Linked DNA regions of Homo sapiens: region 2 is linked to region 1. The links are chromatin loops, found by intact Hi-C in ENCODE. Cell type or tissue: prostate gland. All regions are shown on one strand. Each heading gives the region's core, and the rest is flanking DNA. Links, peaks and the distances in the headings are about the cores only.

Region 1 (2,817 bases), core at 88-2,587:
AGAAAAATGCTTAAAATATTCTTGGTTTCTAAGGCTTTGCTTATGTGACTACTGTAGATTTCCTGTTTTTCTTGTGTGCCTAGGAAACTAAAGCCACCTGGGAACGGTATCAAGAAGAAAGCCTGTGAAGCCTTCTAAGATGGGAAAGACAAAAGAAAGCTGGCAGGATTGTGCTTGCTAAGGTGTGACTGTGCAGTATCTGTGGCTTTTTCTGACCTCCTCCCACCCCTGCACCCAACACCCATCCTCAAACTCACATCGGATGATTCAGGCATGGCTCTGCTAACACTTTATTAAAAGCATGGATTAATTTTACTTCCAAGTTTATTTTTACTGCACCATCCCATTTGTGGAAACAACTAGCTTACTCAGCTTTTTTTTCCTTTTATAAAGGAAAGAACAGAAAAGTAAAAGGAGGAAAGAAAACAAGAGGTGAGTGAGGCAACTGAAAACTGTTCTTGGACCTGCGGTGCTATAGAGCAGGTATGTTCACTTTCTTTTAAATGCAACTTAGTTCCTAACTCAAGACTTGGTTTCTGATTCAGAGTGGTAACTGAGGAATGGGCAGGAAGGGCAGGGTGCCTGCTGCCTGGCCTGCAGGAGTCTGTGGCTGGCTTTAGTTCTGGGGAAGCTCAGCTTCTCCACTTGAACCAGTGACAGCCGGGCACGCCGCGTCCCCCTGGATGTGCTGTTCCCTGATCATCAACTCAGGACAGCAGTGAGTGGCCTGGAATGAGCCCTGGTGGGCGCCTGCCTGGCTATCTCTCTCAGGTCCTGCGGCAAGCCCCAGAATGCAGAGAACAAGGAGCTTCCAGGCAATTATACCGGAAGGGAGAGTTTCTTGTCTATCTTTCTAGTGGTCACACTTAGGAAAGCTTCAGAATAAGAGCTCTATAAATCTCTATGTAGAAATAAACTTAGGCCCCACATCACTGGTCTTTATTACTTAAAAATAATTATATAGTCCAAACTCTGTGTGTGCGTGTGTGTGTGTGTGTGTGTATGTGTGTGTGGGGAGGGGGTGGGGGAGGAGGGGGGTGTTAGTTTCCCATAGGAACATCAGAGTCTCTTGTAGCTCTTGCTAAACAGATGGATACTTAGGCCTGGGAATCTGGGTTTGAACAATCCTCTCAGTTGATTCTTTAAAAAAAAAAAAGATGAAGAATAGACACTATGTTTAAAATAAAAAAGATTTTTTTAAAAACCACCATGTCCCATGGTGGTTTGCTGCACCTATCAATCCGTCATCTAGGTTTTAAGCCCCGCATGCATTAGGTATTTGTCCTAATGCTCTCCCTCCCCTTGCCCTCCACCCACTGACAGGCCCCAGTGTGTGAGTTTCCCACCCCCACCCCCAGCGCCAACCCCCCGCCGCCCGTGTCCACATGTTCTCATTGTTCAACTCCCACTTACCAGTTAGAACACGCAGTTTTTGGTTTTCTGTTCCTGTGTTAGTTTGCTGAGAATGGGATCTAATTAAAGAGCTTCTGCACAGCAAAAGAAACTATCATCAGAGTGATCAGGTGATTCTTATGTACATCAGAGTGTGAAAACCAGTCCTGAATAGGATTGAACAGCTGTATTTCATTTAGTAGAAGTTAAAAGGTCTGTGGTTCCCACACAGCTAAGAAACCAGAGACCTGGTTTATATAAAGTTGTTTGCAGGAGCAGCCACATCTTCCTAGAGCTGCCTTTATTGTTCACTTTAAAGAAGGGACTGTACAGTTGCAGTCACTGTAATGTGATGAACACGTTACACATCACATTACAATGCATTTCACTGTGGAAATCAGGACCTCGTGTTTGATCTCCATTTTCCTTACTCCCCTCAGTGAAGAATCAGACAAGAGCAGGTTGTACAGCAACAGCGTGCTTGAACTTTACAGTTTTGCTTCCGTGAAAAATTTATTTGTAGTTTTTGTTTCTTAGTAACTTATAGTTTGTATATTTTGTTGAAATATATAATCTAATGGACCAATTGTTATTGTAATTATTGTAGTAACCTCCATTTAATTCAACATTTACTGAAATCCTATTGTGTGGTGCATGCTATGCAAAGATATAAACTTATAATGTCTCGTTTTATTATCAAAACACCCTCCAGGTTGGATGTATGATTTAACTCACAGACCCCTATAATTAACAGGCTCAGCTAGCTTGACCTCCTTGGTCAAGGCCACATAAGTAGTGAATGATAGAGCTGGTATTTTTGGTGGCATTAGATGCATCTTGAGTGTCTGACATATCAATTCTAAACTGAGTATTTGAGGCATTTGAAGACAATATTATGTTTACATTTTTCTAATTATAAGGAAATACAGGTATCATAGAAAACCATTTTAATATAATGGCAATAAAAATGTGCCAGGAGACCTACAGAATAATTGTACTTTCAATACTAAATTTATGGAATTAAACTTCACCTCTAAAAATATTACAATTAAATCCCATATGCCTTTCACCTCGATTCACCCAAAAGTGACATTGACTTTATCTCTCAAAAAGAAATCTCTCTAACTTATCTATTAATATGTATGTACATAATTTCTCTCTCTCTCTAGATATCTATAATTTATCTCCATAAATAATATGCAATATTATATGTATTGTTATTCTTATTCTTTTTCTTATTCTTGTCTGTGGGAGTAAATTGCAGAGAACCTGACCCTTCTAGGCTACGTATTTCAGCCTGTACTTGAATTCTTTAGATTCTGGACATTCTCCTGCTTCCCTTTTGGAAAGATAGCCTGTATTCTCTAGAGTTTTCTCATCCCATAGTGGATCCTTTCCCTTCTCCCTTCTATTCCCATCACTCTT
Region 2 (2,817 bases), core at 143-2,642, 280 kb before region 1:
AGCTCATCCAAAAGAGGATCTCCTAATGAACAGCAAACATGAACACATGTTCAACTTCCGTAATTGTCTTTTATTCTCAAGGAAAACCAAATTAAACTGTGAATGAAATCTACATGTACCCACTAGAATGACTATAATCCAAAAGGCTGACATATCCAAATGATGGCAAGAATGTAGAGCACTGGGGAGCCTTAATATTGCTGATGAGAGTATAAATTGTGACAATCATATTAAAAATCTATTTGATATTATGTACTATGAGGTGAAAAAATGCATACTATATATTGAATACTTCTACTCCTAAGTATCTGTAGTGAAATATTATTACAGAACCCAAAAGCTTTCACATATATTTTAATACATAATATTGAGTTAAGGAAGTCAGTCATACAGCAAAACATTGTGTATGTTTCAGTTTATATAAAGAATAAAAAGGAGACAATAGCTGGATGCGGTGGCTCACGCCTGTAGTTTCAGCACTTTGGGAGGCCGAGGTGGGCAGATCACGAGGTCATGAGTTTGAGACCAGCCTGGCCAACGTGGTGAAACCCCGTCTCTACTAAAGATACAAAAAATTAGCCGGGCGTGGTGGCATGTGACTGTAATTCCAGCTACTCGGGAGGCTGAGGCAGGAGAATCGCTTGAATCTGGGAGGCGAAGGTTGCAGTGAGCTGCGATTGTACCATTGCATTCCAGCCTGGGTGACGGGGAGAGATTCTGTCTGAAAACAACAACAACAACAACAATAACAACAAAACAGACAGTAACAATCTATGCTCTTCCAAGTCAGGTAAAAGTTTCTGTATTAATTATCTGATATTGCATAAGAAATACCCTCTAAATGTAGTGAACTGAAACGTTTATTGTCTCATAGTTTCTAAAGTTCACAAGAATCTAGGAAGAAGGGGGATAATTATCTTTGTCATATTGCTGAGACATAAAATAAAATGAGGATGGAGAATTGACCATTCGACCTATCAGCATGGAGCAGGCAGGTCATGAGAGGGACTGATTGTGTGGGACTCTTGATATTGAGATTATGGAGGAGGTTTAGTTACTGGTAAGGAAAAGTTTCAGGCTGAGGTGAGATGATAGAAAAGACTTTCAGCTATTAGGAGGTCAAGGAACTGAGAGGCTGGGGAGATGCTTGTCTACCATATCTGAAAGGGCCCAAAGATCAACAAGAGTAATGGTAAGGAGAGAAAGGGTCAGTTGTTAAAATATTCAGTGAATAAAGGCATCCTGGGAGATCCAGGATGCCTAGCACAAAGGAGTTTTGAGTAGTACAGCCTGATGACATGTGCTTCACTTTATGTGTTTGTTTTGTTGTTGTTTTGTGGTTTTCTGGTGGGTTGAGGAGCTAAAGAAAGAGGGTAAGTTATCCGGAAGCAACAATGAAGAGGAAGAAGGGCATTTAATCTGTCACTTCAAGCTCTGTCAAATTAGGAATATGGAGGAAAAGCATGGTGTCAACACTTGAGAAAGGTGCTGGCATATTGCATATGGAAAGCAACTCTGCCAGTCATCAGCTTTGTGAGTTCTCTATGCCTCCTTTCATCATCTTCTCAATAAGCACATCAATACCTAATTCATATTATTTTGTGAGGCTGAATTGGGATAATGTACATAAAAGTCTTAACACATTATTAGAGGCTCATTTTGAACTTTGAAAACTTAGTAACACTTTCAATTAAGTATTAAAACACATTTCCCAAACTTAGTATTTGAATGTATGCTCCTTCTAAAAATGTTTTCAGAGCACAAAATATGTAATAATGTTATCTTTTATGTTGGTATCATTAGTACTTTGCCTAATGTCTCTTTTGATATTTCACATATGTCTATAAAATGTCTATTCAGGATGAGAGGACATAAAATAAATTACATAGCATTTTGTATCTGTATAAAATAAATATGGTCTAAATAAGTATTGTCAGAATACTATGCAGCCATAAAAAAGATTGAGATTGTGTCCTTTGCAGCAACATGGATGGAGATGGAGTTCATTATCCTAAGCAAACTAACACAGGAACATAAATCCAAATACCACAAGTTCTCGCTTATAAGTTGGAGCCAAACATTTATTACATAGGGACACAAAGAAAGGAACAGCAGACACCAGGGCCTTCTTGAGGGTTGAGGGATGAGAGTGAGGGTTGAAAACTACCTATCAAGTACTATGCTGATTACCTGGGTGATGAAATCATTTATATACCAAATCCCTGTGACATGCAATCTACCTATATAATGCTTGCACATGTACCCCTGAACTTAAAAGTTGGAAAATAAATAAAAATAAATGTTGTCAGACCATGCTTTATTGACACCATATACTAAGCAAATGACTTAACTGTTTTTGTCTAGTGTTCATACTGTAAGAAAAAGCTAAATAAAGAGGATAAATGATTTGGAAGCAAAAAATAAGAATAAAGGGCATCAAATCTGTGACTCTGAGCTTTGTCACATCAGGAATATGGAGGAAAAGCATGGTGTCACCACTAGAGGGAGGTGCTGTCATATCACATATGGAAAGCAACTTTGCCACTCCTCAGCTTTGTGAGCTCTCCATGCCTTATTCCATTGTCTTCTCATTGAGCACATCAATATCCAGTTTGTATAGTTTAGTGAGGCTGATATAAGATAATGTACATAAAAGTCTTAGCTCATTTTGAACATTGAAAATGTAACACTGTCAATTAATTATTTAATATCAAGATACCTTTCCCAAACATATGTAAATATATGCTCTTTCTAAAAATGTTTTCAGAGCATAAAATTTGTTATAATGTGTAAATGTGTGATCTTTTATTAAGGAAT

Evidence for each region. Peaks named below come from ENCODE experiments on the same cell type or tissue, not always from the same donor. Only the 100,000 strongest peaks of a DNase experiment are listed, where the experiment ranks them.
Region 2: a loop joins it to region 1, with 2.6 times the contacts of the local background. A loop is called at or near these places in 54 of 110 quality-filtered maps.

What each region holds. Positions count from the first base shown.
Region 1 is chr1:89,363,645-89,366,461 of GRCh38, forward strand. GBP6 (guanylate binding protein family member 6) reads left to right here and starts at 415. Exons shown (of 11, transcript NM_198460.3): 1 at 415-483. In prostate gland, for the core only: no CTCF peak of the experiment used is centred there; no DNase peak of the experiment used is centred there.
Region 2 is chr1:89,083,482-89,086,298 of GRCh38, forward strand. The region is part of intron 4 of LOC105378841 (a long non-coding RNA gene); the gene reads left to right. Among named protein-coding and RNA genes, the nearest start is that of GBP1, 20 kb to the left of the region's middle. In prostate gland, for the core only: no CTCF peak of the experiment used is centred there; no DNase peak of the experiment used is centred there.